Linked DNA regions of Homo sapiens: region 2 is linked to region 1. Evidence: read pairs that join two places in POLR2A ChIA-PET (ENCODE). Cell type or tissue: OCI-LY7. All regions are shown on one strand. Links, peaks and the distances in the headings refer to the core of each region. The heading gives the core; the rest is flanking DNA.

What was found. ChIA-PET counts read pairs that join two places held together with the same protein. Peaks named below come from ENCODE experiments on the same cell type or tissue, not always from the same donor. Only the 100,000 strongest peaks of a DNase experiment are listed, where the experiment ranks them.
Region 2: POLR2A ChIA-PET joins it to region 1 with 27 read pairs; 3 of 35 experiments call an interaction of 5 or more read pairs at or near these places.

Annotation. Positions count from the first base shown.
Region 1 is chr6:87,796,272-87,804,698 of GRCh38, reverse strand. All of the region lies in intron 2 of LOC101928911 (a long non-coding RNA gene), which reads right to left. Among named protein-coding and RNA genes, the nearest start is that of AKIRIN2, 98 kb to the right of the region's middle. RefSeq lists enhancers at 4,766-4,835, 5,474-5,975, 7,773-7,872, 7,827-8,326, 8,327-8,427. In OCI-LY7, for the core only: CTCF peaks have their summits at 7,764 and 7,967; DNase peaks (open chromatin) are centred at 4,848, 5,668, 7,718, 7,958 and 3 weaker places; H3K4me3 peaks cover 6,913 bases; H3K27ac peaks cover 6,343 bases.
Region 2 is chr6:87,901,649-87,910,491 of GRCh38, reverse strand. LOC101928911 (a long non-coding RNA gene) reads right to left here. Exons shown (of 5, transcript NR_110869.1): 3 at 578-710. Among named protein-coding and RNA genes, the nearest start is that of SPACA1, 140 kb to the left of the region's middle. RefSeq lists enhancers at 2,905-2,954, 5,039-5,288. In OCI-LY7, for the core only: no CTCF peak of the experiment used is centred there; DNase peaks (open chromatin) are centred at 1,921, 2,681, 4,691, 5,091 and 3 weaker places; H3K4me3 peaks cover 3,109 bases; H3K27ac peaks cover 7,752 bases.

The DNA.
Region 1 (8,427 bases), core at 428-8,427:
CCACCTCCCAGGTTCAGGTGATTCTCCTGCCTCAGCTTCCCAAGTAGCTGAGACTACAGGTGTGAGCCACCACGCCCAGCTCTTTTTGTATTTTTTAGTAGAGATGGGGTTTCACTATATGTTGGCCAGGCTGGTCTCGAATGCCTGACCTCAGGTGATTCGCCCGCCTTGGTCTCCCAAAGTGCTGGGATTACAGGCGTGAGCCATCGCACTTGGCCCATTCCCAAACTTTTATTTTGTTCCTTAAAGATTTGTTTCTTGAAGCCTTAAGTGAAATTTCCCTTTTGGTAAAAAAAAAAAAAAAAAAAAAAGCTTTCTAATTGGTTACTAATAAATCCAGTTCTATGCTATTAAATTTCATCTTTGTCTGTTCCAAATTGACAGAAAATGAGGAAATCATCAAGACATGGATTAAAATTTCTTGTGTAGCCCTGGAGGTCCCATCAATTCTCACATAAAATAAGAAGTATTCGAGAAAATGGAACCCTGACCACTGCTCTCTGGCTTACCTATGACTATCTTTACCCTCATTTCATATATTTTGCTGAGAATACAAAATACATAAGCTATTTAATTTTCTTTATCCAATGCCAGTATATTCTTATAAAATGAAACCAAAAAGCATTTCCTTAAAGCACATGCTGGGTGGCCACATATAACAAGTCTTTTATAAGAGGCAATATGTTTGCGTAAGTGAGAAGGCGGAAAGAGAAGACATCATCTTATGTGGCCACAGTAAGTTTTACACAGATCCTACTGCCTCTATATCCTGCCAAAGCTTGATCAAGCGTCTGAGTCCTAACAAGCCATGATAAAGAGCCAGGAAATAACCCAGGTATTTGGCAAGTTGTGATCACTCAATTTGAAGACTATTTTTTTCTTCAGTTATTTCTCACTCTAAAGCTCTTTCCCATAAGCTTCATAGGAAATATTTAAATTCCTCACGACTCTAAAATATTTAAAATAAACAACTAAAATCCAGTACCTTTGCTTAACTTTACTGAGAGAATGCAACAAAACATCAATCCAAAATTATATAAATCAGAACAACATTTTGAAAAAAATTGTAATCAGCAGCCTAACAAAGTACACACTGATAAGCCAATTAAAACGTTCATGTGTAGCTCAAATAATAAAATGTTTATTTATGATTTTTATCTTTTTCATAAAGGCAAAAGATTCACATTTTTGTTAGATGATTTTCACAATGGGAAGTCCACAACTTGTAGCTTCTCCTGGGTCAGTGATTTGGCAGGATATAGGTCTAGAGTTGGCCACAAATCTTTGTCACCCAAGCAAGTTTGGCCACAGTTAAAACACCAGGACTCTGCTCATTTTATATATTTTAAAATACAGAAAAAGTTGGGGACCCTTAGCACATCAGGATTCATTACTGAGCAGAACCATGAAGTATTTCAGCATCTTCTTTCCCTGCTTCCCAACGATAGCACTAACCCTAGTGTTCCATGAGGACCTAAATACTAATCAATCAAATGGAATGATAAATTGACCACAAGAAACATTACAGTTTCTACAGGATGGTGTTGTATAATGTGGAGAAAGAGAGAATGGGATTTTTTAAAAATTCTTAAACATTTTATTTCTGGTCTGCACCAAAAATAAAGACAAGGAGAATCCTTCCAAGATCATGTCATAAAGTAATGAAAATTCTCTATTTTTTCCACTCAACTCTACTCTTTTGCCACAGTTTCTACAAACTTTATAATCTACTTCAGCACCCACACTTTGAACAAATTAATATAAGGAGGATTCTGGAGGATGAAGTTTAGAAATGGGCAAAATAAGAAGAGTTTTCATTTTTCTGTGGAAATAGAAAAAATAACTAGAAAAAGTTTATTAAAATGTTTTAGTTATTTTTAAGCTTCTTGTCTGTAGAAACTATCCAATTTGCAAAGAAACATTATCCGTAGATCCTTGTAACTAGAACACATTTTTTACAATCATGATTTTAAAATAATTATGTTATCATTACTATGAACTATTTTTTGAACACTAGAAGTACTCCTGATGTATTTCTTATCAGTGGCTTTACCATATTATTTTAACAAAACAAATTTAAAAAGCAAGCCGTAAGATCACTGGACAAGATTAGATGATAAGTTTCCATTTCTAGAAATGGCAGAGTAGCTCATATTACACCAATCCTCCCAAAGTAACAATTATAAACCCTGGAAAACACACACACACACACACACACACACACACACACACAAATCTGAAGCCATTTGAGAGTGTCTAAAAGCAGGCAAAACTAGAGGTGGTCAATATTTAGAGAAGGATGGCCAGGCTCAATGTGCTTATAACCCCAGTGCATTGGAAGGCCAAGACACTAGGATGGCTTGAGGTCAGAATTTTGAGACCAGCCTGGGAAACGTAGAAAGACCCCATCTCTCCAAAAAATATATAAAAATAAAAATATTATCCAGGCATGGTGGCATGTACCTGTAGTCCTAGCTACTTGGGAGGCTGAGGCAGGAGGATCACTTGAGCCCAGGAGTTGAAGATTACATAGAGCTATGATCATGCCACTGTGCTTCCAGCCTGGGCAACAGGGTGAGACTCTGTCTGAAAAAAAAAACAAAAACAAAAAACAAACCAACAAACAAACAAAAAACCCACTGGATATTTGCCAATTTTTTCTATTTCTTTGTCTGAGAGTACTCCCAATTGGTCCCACCAAAAGGTGGCTAAAACTTGCACAGAAACCTTGCTAGCTAAGAAATCGGAAGACAAAATTCAAAGCAATAACAGCAGAGAAGTGAAAGGAGAAATAGTGGAAAGGAAATAGCCGCAGAAGGGAGACTCAAATTCTACATATAAACTCTGCCCAAATCTCTGGCCAGCCTCTAAAATATACATATGTTGGATAGATACCAAGAAATCTAGCTCGAGCTAAAAGAACTAAACAGATTTCAGTTGCCACACCACAGAGGAAAAGAATTTAGAAACTGAAATCAACTAGGTTAATTGCCTGCTAAAACACAAAATCAATACTCTTTAGAGTAACATAAGAGAATGCAGAGTCTCTATATCATTCACAATATGCACAACATGATCCAAAATTACAAGACATAAGAAAAAATGGGAAAATATGACTCATATACAAGAAAAATGACAATCAATGGAGACTCCTAAGATGATTTATATGTTGGAATTAAGAAACAAAAGTTTTAAAACAGCCATTATAATTACGCTCAAATATATAAAGGAAATATACTCATAACAAATGAGCAGAAAGAAAATCACAACAGAGAAATAGAAAAGAACCAAATGAAAATACTAGAATTACAAAATATAATATCTGCAATTTTAAAAACTCACTGATGGGCTTAACAATGAATTGGAAATGACAAAGGAAAGGGTCAGTAAATGTGAAGATAGATCAAAAGAATTACCCAATCTAAAAACAGAAAAGTCTGGGGGTGGTGGCTCATGCCTGTAATCCCAACACTTTGGGAGGCCGAGGCGGGCAGATCACCTGTGGTCAGGAGTTCAAGACCAGCCTGGCCAACATGGTGAAACCCCGTCTCTGCTAAAAATACAAAATTAGCCGGGCATGGTGGTGAGTGCCTGTAATTCCAGCTACTCTGGAGGCTGAGACAGGAGAATCGCTTGAACCCGGGAGGCGGAGGTTGCAGTCAGCCGAGATTGTGCCACTAGACTCCAGCCTGGGCAACAAGAATGAAACTCTGTCTCAGAAATAAATTAAAAATATAAATAAAAACAGAAAAAAAATTGAAAAAGAGGAGAGCCTCCAGGACTTGTGAGAAAGCAAAGAATAACATGTATAACATACACGTAATTATAGTCCCAGAGGAAGAGAAAAGAGAAGGAATGGGACACAAAAAATTTCTGAAGAAATAATGAGAGGAAGATTACCAAACTTGCTAAAGGACATACATTTAAAGATTCAGTAAACCCCAAGCAGGATAAATACAAAGAAAACTATACCTATGTACATCTTACCCAAACTGTTGAAACCCAAAGACAAAAAAAAAAATCTTGGAAGCATCAGAGTAAAGCACTCATTATATACAGGAAAACAATACAGATGATAGCTGATTTCTCATTAGGAAAAAAAAAAAAAAGAAGCCAGAAGAGAGTAAAAAAAAAATTTTTTTTTTTTTGAGACAGAGTTTCGCTCTTGTCACCCAGCCTGGGGTGCAATGGCTTGATCTCGGCTCACTGCAACCTCCACCTCCCAGGTTCAAGTGATTCTCCTGCCTCAGCCTCCTGAATAGCTGGGATTACAGGCACACACCACCACGCCCAGCTAATTTTGTATTTTTAGTAGAGACAGGATTTCACCGTGTTGGCCAGGCTGGTCTCAAACACCTGACCTCAGGTGATCTGCCCGCCTCTGCCTCCCAAAGTGCTAGAATTACAGGTGTGAGCCACTGTGTCCGGCCAAGAGTAAAATATTTTTAAGGTGCAAAAGGAAAAATGGTAAAACCTAGAGCTAGGATTCTATATCTAGTAAAAATATCCTTCAAGACTGAAGGCAGAATAAAGACGTTTTCTTATAAATGAAAACTAACAATGTTTGCTGTCTGCACCACAAGAAATGCTTAAGAAAGTTTTTCAGGCTAACAGGAAATGATAGCAGATGGAAATTTGGATTTCCCAAAACATTCTTTACAAATGGTAACTAGATGGGTAAATATAAAAAACAATATTTATTATTTTTCTCTAAAATACGTATCACTGTTGAAAGTAAAAATTATAGCATCATAATTGAGGGGTTTAAATCATGTGTATATGGAATATATATAACACCTGTAGTATAAAGGAGGAAGTTGATGGTAAAGCACAGATGGCCAGTGAAAGCGAAACTCCCTGGCAGACTTCATTTTTTATGTATAACTTACATTTAGTAAAGTGCAAAGATCTAAGTGTGCACTTGATGAATTTATGCGCATAACCACCACCGAGATCAAGATTTAAAATATTCTGACTCCCCCAAAACGTTCCCTTGTGTCCCTTCCCATTTGATGCCACTCATCTCGCCTCTATCACCATAGATTAGTGTTACCTGTAGACACCCATTTTCTCCATGTTTCCTTTTCCCACTTCTCAGTCCTCTGTTTTCCCTTGTTGCCTTTAGGGCTGTATTGGCACCTCTGTCAAAGGCTCATTAGAGGGATATGTATATCTATTCCTCAGAGCTACATAGATAAATTAATTTCTAAAACAAATTAATTTCTATTCCTCAGAGCTACATAGATAAATTAATTTCTAAAACAAGAGGCATGGAGCCGAGGAAGACAAAAGGGAGTATGAGTAGAAGAACGGGATTCTTCCCTGAACATGCCCTGCTTACTAGCTACATGGAATGAAAACAAGCACCACTTATGTTTCATCGAAACTCCACTTTCTCCAACAAGCCTGTAAAAGCCATGGAGTCTGCCTGTCATGATCCAGCAGGCAGGACTTCTGGTCCCAACTTTCTCAGATTTTACAGCCTCTGTAAGTGTGCTTCAAAGCTCTTCCCCAGGGCTGTTCCAGCAGCACCGAGTGCCCACAGCAGCCAAAGGCACCCTCACATCAAGTCCCAGAACTTGATAATGATGATGTTGGCCTTGAGTGGAGGGTTGCTGATTAGGAGACAGTAGGTGGGGGAATGCAGCAAGCTCTGAACACAAGTTAATTAATGACCACAGTGTGTGCAGTTAATGCTAACATCAAAAGCCAGCAGCATGAAGGGCTCTTTGATCTCCAGTTCAGTACCCTTTCAAGTTGTCCCCTTTATCTTGCCCAGAAAGTTCTTGCTTCTTTCTGCCTTGATTTTTAGGAAGAATTTTAATAAGAATGACCTCCAGCCCCATCCACATACCCCGTGGCAAGCAGGAAATGGGCTAGAGCAGCATCCTGAATACACAGTTAGATCCCTGCATCTCATTGTTACCAAAAGGCTCCAGTTCCCAGTGACATAAAGTGGAATCACAGCTGTCCTTTTAAAAAAAGCTTGTGCACAGGAAACCTGTATAAGAAGGTTCTCAGCAGCATTCTTGATAGGAGTCAAAAGCTAGAAACAGCTAAAATGTCCAGCAACAATAGAATGAATACATTGCTGGGTGTTCTAACAATGGAATAATATATATCCATGAAAATGGACATGACACAGCTCCATGTGACCACATAGATGTATTTAACAGGCATAATAATGGATGAAAGAAGCCAGGAGTAAAATAATAAATGCTACATAATCTCATTTATATAAATTTAAAAACATGCAAGACTAAATTATAATGTTTCTAGGGTGAATAGTTAGGCAGCAAAAGCATAAAAGAGAAGCAAAGAAACAATTACATTAAAATCAGGGAGGACAAGGGCTTCACTCCTTCAGAAGAAACTAAAAGACTTTCTGTGAAAAAAAATTAATGATACCCAATGTTAGCAAAGATGTAGGAAAAGAGGCATTCTTGTACAATTCTAGTGGGAGGGTGAATTGGTACATCATTTCCATTACTTTTGTAACCTAACTATTCACCTAGAAACACTGTAATTTAGCCTTGAGTGTTTTGAAATTTATATAAATGGGCTCATACAGCAAGTTGGCAATGTGAATTAAATGTCTTATAAAAATGCACGCTGGTTGATCCACGAATTTCCTTTTGATCTCAAGGAAGTTATCAGCTGGGTACTTCAAGATCTATACACAAACCTGTTCATTTCAACATTATTTATAAAAATGGTTTCTAGTAGCACACCCAGATATTTGGATCTTACCAAATACCTTGCAGCAGAGCTATATGGAGATGCAAATATTTTCACCAAATATTATTGAAAACATTTCTCATGTGGTCCATTTTTAATTATAGAAAGCATAAATACATATTTAAATGTGTTGTAGGATATTTCACAAAATGTTAACATGACCCTGGGCAAGGAAAAATCATGGGTGATATATTTTTCATCAATAGTCTGTATTTTATGTATTTTTTCCCAAAAATGGACATGCATTTTAACTGTATAAAAAATTCAAGGCCGGGCACAGTGGCTCATGACTGTAATCCCAGCACTTTGGGAGGCTGAGGGGGGTGGATCACCTGAGGTCAGGACTTCGAGACCAGCCTGGCCAACATGGTGAAACCCCATCTCTACCAAAAATACAAAATTAGCCGGACATGGTGGTGCGTGCCTGTAAACCCAGCTACTCAGGAGGCTGAGGGAGAAGAATCATTTGGACCCAGGAGGTGGAGGTTGCAGTGAGTCGAGATCATGCCATTGCACTCCAGCCTGGGCAAAAAGCGAATCTCCACTTTAAAAAAATAATAATAAATATAAATAAATACATACATACATACACATCTTTAAATGGAAGAAAAAGTAAAATCGGGGCAGAGTGGGGGTGTGACAGGGAAGGGGTGTATGGAGGAGGGATGTGTTCTGGGAGCTAGAGATGCTCTATTCTTGATCAGAATGATAGTCATCAGGGTGTTCCCTTCATTCTGCTGTACATTTATTCTCTAATCTTTTCAGTCACTCTACCATATTTCACAACTTTTAAAAAGGGGAGGGGGTTAAAAAAAGAAAAGTCTGAGAATTTTAACACAAGCTAGGGGAAACTGTAGTTTCAAAGAAAAAAAAAAAAAAGGAAGAAGAAGAAAAGCCTGTTCAGTTGCTGCAATGCCTAATAAAGCTGCAAATACAGCCCAAACCCACAGGCTGTCAGATTCACAAAGTGTGAATGTAATGTAGGCAGGGGAGATGAAGCATTGAGTTATGTTTCTCACTCACACACACACACACACACACACACACACACATGAAAATCTGTCCTTCTGGCCGCCCACCCTTCACCTAATCAGCACCAGTCTAGGCTGCTCAGTGGTGTGTATTCTCACCAAGGTGCTGCCCAGAAGATCCACCTTGCTCAGGGAAGCGTAGTTGGTCCTGTTCCCTTTCACTTTTGCTGGTGCCAGAAATCCTGACAGAAGCAACAGTCTCTATGGTGCCAGAAGAGGAGGCTGTAGCGCTGCCTGGAGACAAACCCTTGCAGAATATATGCTTCCAATTGGAACATGTTGCTTTTAGAGCCTCAGGGCCCTGCAAGGGCAGGATGTGCCGCTCTGATTCCCAGTGTGTGACAGCAGGGGATTCCTCCCAGTTATTCTCAGAGTCAGGCTGTGGTTTGTACTTTCTTTTTTTTTTAGAGACGGAGTCTCGCTCTGTTGCCCAGGCTGGAGTGGTGCAGTGGTGCGATCTCGGCTCACTGCAACCTCCGCCTCCCGGTTTCAAGTAATTCTCCTGCCTCAGCCTCCTGAGTAGCTGGGACTACAGGCACACGCCGCCATGCCCGGCTAGTTTCTCTTGTCTTTTAGTAGAGAGGGGGTTTCACCATGTTGCTCAGGCTGGTCTCAAAACCCTGAGCTCAGGCAATCCGCCCACCTCGGCCTCCCAAAG
Region 2 (8,843 bases), core at 422-8,421, 110 kb before region 1:
CCTCCCAGTAATTCCATTTTATTACCTAGAATTGGTTTCTGTTGCTTGCAACTGAGGAATCCTAACCCCTTCATGCCCTTTAATGGCCATGGCATTGATGAGGTGAGAGGTAACAAGAGTCATGGTGTCACTTCCATAAGAGGCATTCAGGGCAAAAATGGGGGTGACTGAAGAAATTATTTCCTGGCAGGAAAGGAAGAGCAGTCAAAGTTGACCCTAAAGTTTTATATTTCAAATGTGTTTCTACCACACAGGGTTTTTGGTCATTTGAACTTTCACCCAGGTGAGCTAAGAAAACTGGTGGCATATTTCTCATAAATGGATCAACAGCGCAGGCTATTTTAAGACCTAACGTGTGAGGATGAGCAATTTTCACATGCTTTTCACTTCACTGAGAGAACAACCAACATGGCTTGTCGAGCAGTTGGTCTCACTGCTCAACCTCACGCACGTGCCGCCTGGGCCGGTGATTCAGTCCCCCCAAAACACTGCTTCCTTCTGAATTGGAGAGCCAAGGTTATGAGTCAGCCCTGCTCAGAGCCAAGACACTTCGATTCAGTGTTATTTTTTGCCTTACCACACAAGGTTCAAAATGTCCAATCTCTTTTCTTTAATGCCAATGCCCCAATAGTTAGGAATCACAGTCCAGAGCTGCTTTATTAAAAATGTTCATTTTCAGAAATCATTGATCCTGAAATCATTGCACTCTTCTGAAATAAAAAATAAATAGAAAGAAAAATCAATCAAGGAAATAGCAAAATGGTAAGCGGTACAATATGACATGTTAATGCTAAATGCCAGCTTCATGGTTCAACGCCCAATTTATTATGTTGAAAGCACTAGGCAGAAGACAGGCATCAAATGAAATGAGGACTGAATAAATGTGCTACTGCATAAAAACTATTTATGAATTTCCATGCTGTTTGTCATTGAATAAAAGCTATAATCATTTGATAGATATACATTTTTGTCAGTGTTACTTCAAACTGATACTTCATCAAATTGCTACAATCCTTTCAGGTGTGAGAATCATAGAGCTTCTTTGACGGAAATCATGACTTAATGCATGAAAGCTGAAAGACCAGCAAAAATTACAGAGCAACAGCCCATTACTAAAGGGCCATGGTATGAGAGACACATAATGCATTTCACTTGGAAGGGATTTCTGAGTTCACCCCTAAGTCCAATCCCTCCACCCAGAGCTGAAGCCTGCCAGTTATAACACAATCCAGATAACATGCAATGGTGTCGTATCACATACTAATGCTATGGTAATTCTCCTAGTATTTCAAAGACTGGGAATCTGAACCAAGAACAGGAATAGATTAGTCAAGTTTATTCAGCTTATGCCTGCATCCTCTCATTGCCCTCTTTAGAATGGAAATACGTCATCATAGTTCAGTTTCCTGAGGTCGCAAAGATAAGACAATATCTACTTTGATTTCAAACAGAATCATCTGTAGATAAAAGAAGGCTCCTCTCTCAAATAAAACAGCTTTTCAAATAGCCTCTCACCACAGTTAGTAATAATTTATGCTTGGTGAACAGGAAAATGTGCTGAATTTATTCATTTTACTGTGTGCTGCCTGTCAAAAGGGCAAGCTGATAAAGACAGAAGTAGGGGTGGGCAATTTATTGGTATTTGCAAATCTGATATAAAAGGTTTTTGTAATTCCTCCTGATTTCAAAAGAAGAAGAAAATTAACTCTGAAAGTGGCAAAACAGAAAATTCCTGTTCTTGTCCATCATATCTGACATTTTACCACGTGGATAATTCTAGAGGCGGGTTTTTCTTTTGTCCTCCAAAATAAATTTTTGCTCCATTTTTGAACCCTAATCAAAAAATTATGCCACAGGAGACACTCTACTTAAGAACCTAGAGTCTAGCCCAGCTTCAAGGGCATAGTCCTACTGTGTCGCATTTTCCTAAACACCTGTAACAGCTGGACAGCTGTTCATTCCCCTCCTCTGCCAACCCAGTCATTTGCTTTAACCAGGACAAGTTTATTTTCAATCTTAATTATTTCTGAATTGAAACTTTATTTTCTTACCTGGTTTCAGGATGTGTTTTAGAGTGTTTTGGGTTTTGAAAATTCACTTTGAAATGGGATATGGTTTTTACGTCCTCTTCTTATGCTGTCTCTCCTCAGGAGTTGTTGAAACTCCTTACATTTAAATTCCTTAGGGGGCACTTGTAGTTTTGTGCCTCATGTAGCAGACAGGGTATCAGGTACAGCTGGAAGTTTGGGGAATTAACTTGACTTGAAGCTCAGATAACCAGAAGTCTTAACTCATATGCTACCCTCTTTTTTCCACCATAAAAGATAATAAAGTCTTTATCATAAATTAAAAGTATAGCATGAAGATTGGGGCATTTTGAAGAGAAGAAAGTTGTTTGAAGTTCAGAATTTAGCAAGTTCATTTTATAGACTTCATGTATGGGTTGCTTTTTGTTTAATAGCACATCACAAAATTCTAGCTGAAAGCCATGAGATAATATAGCTTAATGATACTAAGGTTCATTTATAAAAATTATAATTTAATCATAAAAATACATTTTAGATACAAAAGCTTCTTTCTGAGCTCACATCTCCCATTTATGTCTGAAAGAGCACAGGCAATGCCACCCACTGAGCATTCTTGGTGGTAACTGGTTCTAAACCTCAAATTTCAAAATAATCACACTCAGACACACCACAACCACATCCTGGATCATCAGAAGCCAAGAAAATCCAGTGATGAAAGTTTTTCTTAATCCCACAGGCATCTATGGTGTGGGGAAGAGGACTGTGTTGCTATAGCTACTGATCCCCCCATTTTTGGCTTCTTTGACCTTTCCTCCCCTTGGGGGAGGAAATACTGCTGCAGTAGCCTGTGGAGGCTATGGGGAGAGCAGATCCACCTTCGAGTTCAAGAGAAAGACATTCTCCAGGAAGCCCTCCTCTCCTCACATTTGGCGACAGTTACAAAGCAGAATTGTCTCCTCTTTAAGTGGCCGTCGTGAAGCCCAGAGGCAGTGTGGGATGCTGAATGAAATAACAGTTTCCAAAGTACCATCCGATCAAGCCTTCCCATATTCTCCTGAGATTCCTTTCACTACTGCTCAAAGACTTGGGGGTCTGGAGTCTTTTGTTTTTGTGTGTTTGGTTATTTACCATTAGATGGTAACATAGGGATGGGCCCTGGCTATATTTCCACTCCTTGTTCTTGCTCCTGCATAAATCATGGAAATCCTCACCTTAAAAACTTCTTTTGACCATAACCTTGACTTCATTGTGAGGCATTTAGAAAAAGGCGTGGCCTATCCAAGTAAAGGGCAGGTACTCAGCTTACCCACCAGCTACAACTTGTCACAAACTGACACATAACCTGGCTCTCTATCCATCTCCATTGGTTTTTACACTCACTGAGGAAGCATCATGGTATACCAGAAAGTCTAGGCTTTGGATCAAACATATTTGGATGTCAATTCCAGCTCCTGGATCCAAACATATTTGGATTTAAATTCCTTGAGTAAATTACCCCCATCTTCAAATCTGTTTCCTCAATTAGAAAGGGCTGTTAGGAAGAGGCAATGCAAAACGAGCACTTAGTGTGCTGTGCCAGGCACATACTAAGCGTGTAAAGGATGTTAGCTATTATTATTGTAATTTACTTCATAGGGATGCTGTGCGGAATTAAATGAGATGACATCTGTGGAAGGCCAGGCCCATTTGGAAGAGCTCAAAAAACACTAGCTCCTTTCCTCTTAAGAACAATTAAGTTCTTTCCAAATCTGCTTAGGTTTCAGGTGAAGACCTTGGATTTGAATCCAAGGTGCTTCCCTGCAGCCACTTAACGATACACACCTCTCCCTGTGCCTGCAGCCCCATAGGGGGAGCATCCTAAACACCTTTATGACATCTTTCCCCCTCCCCACCTTAAGTCCAGTTCTGTTGGGTCTTCTTCACCTCACTGTCTGGCCCTCTCTTCGAATACTGAAATGTTTTCCCAATGTCTTCCCTCCTGATTTCTAGGTTGGATCATAAACCTTGCCCTTAGCCCACCCACTCCTGTTTCCTCCTCTACTGCTCTGTTCTCTCCCGTCCATCCCTGAGGGGCTCATTACCCAAGCACCATTTACAATGACAAAGCAAATGCACTGCATTTAGATTGATTTTTGTCTTAGTCAAACTGGGGTACATTTGTAATACAGAAAAGGATTGGTGTGTTTCATCACAAGGAATTAAAGCTATTATCTCACAAATCTGATTGATGTGAGCAGCCAAAACAAATATGTTGAGTAATTTCTTCCCTTACTAACTAGTTCTTTGCTTGAATCTTCCAGTTAATAGTTACGCCTGGCAAATTCTCAAATGGTATATATTATATTCATCCCAGCACTTGCGTTCTGTTTTGGATATGATTTTGAAAGAAGACATCTTAGAGAGTAAATTCTTGAGGAAAGGACATAAATAGATAAATACCAGATATAAATAGATAAACATGAATAAAAATGCATATTTCAGAAACATTGTAAAAAATAACAATAATAATAATAATATAATGGCTGTAATTTTTCAAACATCCTCAGACCACAAAGGTAATGCAGAGGGAAAATAGGCGTATTTGTTTTCCTCTTGCCTTATGGCTGAAAGAGCAAAGCATGCATGATTTTTATGACCTGGCTAGTGATGTGTCCCTTCAGGGAGCTATTAACTCTATCCTTGTAGATGGTGCCTGATCCCCTTCAAAATTAGAAATTGCTTAAAACCAGAAAAAAAAAAAGCATTTCATTCCTAAATAGGCCATTAGTGATATTGGATAGTTTGTTATGCTGTAATGCAATATTGAAATTCCTAGAGGCAATGGATTTTCAGTAGTGAATTAAAAAGACCAAACTAAACCAAGTATTTGAGGAATGAGTGAAAAGAATCTTGGGTAGCTAACTATTTTATAGGTTGTGTGTCAGCAAGTGACCTTTTGAAAATAAAATTATTAACTCTCCCCAGAGAACTAAATGCAAATTGAGCCCAGCTGGATTGTGTGGTAGGTATGAAAACATATCTATTTTGATGCAGGGGAGCAGGGGGTGGACATATATGTCACGAAATGTCAGAATAATGACCATCACCCTCAACAGAAAGTAAGTGGACTAAAAATAGCAACATACAGTTTTGGTTCTTAAAAATTATCAGCAAAGATGCAAAGGGTAATGACAGCAGATGTGTACAGCAGGGTTTTAACCTGAGTATGTGCCTGGACATGCTGTGCTGCCTCACTGCACAGCTAATACAACCTTTGACAACCTTTTCCCAGGAATGCAGAAGTCCAAGAATAATGCACATAAACTAAATAGCATCATTTCGTAGCATAAGTTAAAGGGAAGCTAATTTACTGGCTGCATGTTACAATAGATAAAATGAATTTCATTGTCTCCATGCCTGTACCTATCATCAGGCTTAATGTAAATACCCCTTTGAAGGACTATAGCTATCAGACGTGACATTAGAGTGATTCACAAACAGCTCTAATTACATAAGTACAAAACTATATTGTACTTACAGGCTTGCAGATACTAACTAATTTCTCATCATTTGCATCCAAAAACCCTGGTAAATTCCCTTTTCCTGAATATAGTATCTAAATTTTAAATGTGTAGGAAAAGTCACTATTCTACTAAGTGTATCTTTCAATAGATACTTAATTTCCTTTCTGAAGTTACTGTAATTATTTCAGGAATTGAGCCTTTTTGTCCTAGAATTTTTGTTCTCATCAGGATAGACAAGCTCTCCAAGGACACGCTGATATTTCTCCTGGCTAACCTCTGGGGACATTATCAATGCATGGTACAGTAAGTTAATATTTCACCAAAGGTTAAAAAAAATAGAAGAATACAATTTGAGGAGAGGGGATTGTTAAGAATCATATTCAGGTTAAAATATTACATTCATAGGAACTTTAAAAATTTTAAATCAATATAGATGATTTCAACACAGTATATAAATCAAAGCCCTCCTATTTATTCCCTGGCCTGATTGATAGGGTTTCTCTATTAAAATTGCCCATTCCATCCCAAATATGGATAATATATAATTTGAAGTTGAAATCAGGTCCCTTGAGTTTCTTGAGATTGGATAAATGTCTGCAAACATCAACAAACAGGCCTTAAAGTAAGGCAGTAATCTATAAACCATCCTGATGACTTGTCAATAGGAGGAGGGAGACAGGATGAGACTGTAAACTCAGCAACCTCTTCCTGACCTTAACCCTCCCCCAACCTCTGAAAAGTAATGAGGACTGTTCCTTGAGCCTTTGTTTGAGGAAGCTGAGAATAAGAATTGTGAGCTCCTGTATTCCCACAGAGACTTAAAGTATCCACAACCCCTTCAGTTCAAAATTGCTTTATATTTGGTGACCTGAGGTTCAAGTAGATAAGTTTTGCTACATTCAAGAATGCAGAAATAATTCACCCTGTCACTGCACTGAGCAAGACAACCAACCAGGGCTGGTGTGGCCCAGGAAAGGTCTAGGGAAACAGGGAACCGAGGATGTATTTCAAGGGGGCAGGTGGACTGGGGAACAGGAACTGTTTGAATAATTTTCAGAGACTCTGAGATTTTAGCTGCCACCAAAATGAGAAAAAAAGCACCAGATGTAGAGTTAGTAAACCAAGTTTCTAGTCAGCTCTGCCATTAATTTATTTTGTTATCTTGGACAAGTTTCTTAATTTCTCTGGGACTCAGTTTTCCCATCTAAAGACTGGCTGAAACAATGTCTAAGTTACTGTCATCTCTCAAAAGTCTGCAGTTTCGCGACCGTTACTTATTCCTCAGAGATATAAGAAAACTGATGTTAACTATAATCACATAAGTGGAGGAAGAAAGAAAACAAATTGAGTTTTCTCAGCCTTGCTAATAACACTGCAGCGCAGCACTCGAACGGTCAGTGAGAGGCGATGGAACGAATCAAGATCCTTAGACTAATTACATGTGGAAGACCTCCGTGCGTCACCATGGAAACCAAAGGGAAGGTGGCCCCGGTAAAGGTCAAAGACTCGAAAAATAGACATGGCATTATGAGAGATTCCTACACCTCAACCAGATTCATCCCCAGGGCAGTGAGACCCTAATTATTTTCTAAAACAGTATCTCCAAGTAGGGTGTGTGCTTCAGAATCACCTGGTCAGTTACTCATACAGACTCCTTGAACTCACCCAGGCCCACAAAATCAGAATTTCTGGGAAAAGGACTAGGAAATCTGCATTTCTAAGCAATTCCCCTAGTGTTTGTACAATAGCACTTGAGCACTACTGGTCTAACAAATGGAGAGGAAGAAGTTGGAAGAAAAATAATGAAATGCCCAGCATGTAGGCTCACAGAATACCTCTGGAAGTGGAGGAGTCACTGATAACAGTGGTTGCCTTCAAGGAGGTCTGAGGTACACAGAAGAAAAACTTGCCTTCACTGTAAATGTGTTAATGTTGTTAACATTTTTACAATGAGCAAGAATTACATAAATATTTCTAATCCTAAAAAAGATTTTAAGTGCAAATTAAATGTGGGTACAATTTCTCAGATTTGAAAAAAAATGGGCACTCTTTTTAAAGTTAAAGGATAAAGTGATAACAACAGTTTAAAATTTTCTCCTTTCTTTTTTTTTTTAAATCAAATAACCCAACTTGGAAAGGTTAAGCAAAATGCAGTCTTAGTTTTGGATTTTATCAAATGAAAGCTGTCAAAGAAGAGTTTCAGGAAGGATACTTAACAAAGGTATCTCCCCTCAATTCAGCTAATTTCTGGTTTATATCCTAGAATTAATGCCTTGTTACTCACTGTACTATTTTTTGTTTCCTGGATGATTAGCAGTTCTTGCTAAGCAGAGACCATAATGTATGTCCCTTCCTGTTTCTCAAAGTCCCTTTCATGGTACACAGTACATGGTACTTGCTCAATAAAATTCTTATGAAATGTTTTCTTTTCTGTAACATGTAACACTTCCCTTTTGCAAGAAAACCTTGAAATTTAATCAAATTAAACATATTTTTAACTCCAAGGTAGGCTATAAGCTGTGATTTCCAACAATTGTAAAAGAGGATGATGCCTGAAGAGACCAAGGAGAAAGAGATCAGGATCAGAGGCCCAACTGAAACCACCTTTGCAAAAATTATACCTGAGACAATTATGACAGTGAAAGAGATCTAACCTAACCGACTCCATCTTGCTTTTAACCTCCAAACTGTCCTTGTTTATTCCTAGCCTCCCAAGTAGCTGGGATTACAGGCACACACCACCACGCCCAGCTAATTTTTGTATTTTTAGTAGAGATAGCGTTTCACCATGTTGGCCAGGCTGATCTTGAACTCCTGACCTCGTGATCCACCCACCTCGGCTTCCCAAAGTGCTGGGATTATAGACGTGAGCCACTGCACCCAGCCGTATCTTTGAAACAAAGATAACAGCCCTTTCTGAAATAAACCCCCTTCTAGCCAGGGGACTAGACTGCCTTTGCAGGACTAACAAATTAGCCACAAGATTAGAAATTATACTTTAGGAGTCAAGCAGCTGAAGGCTGCAAGATTATGAACCACCCCAAATTGCTCCTGGGGATAACATTACTATTGTAAAACCTAAGATCAGTGCTTGAGATATTTTGCAGACTCTGTACTTGATGGATCAGCTGCCACCACCCAGATCAATAAACTGGCTCATCTGGCCTTGTGGCCCCCACCCAGCAACTGACTCAGCACTGGAGGACAGCTTCGACTCCCTATGATTTCATTTCCCACCTGACCAATCAGCACTCCCCACTTTCAGACCCCCTTCCCACCAAATTATCCTTAAAAACCTCAACCCCCAAGTTTT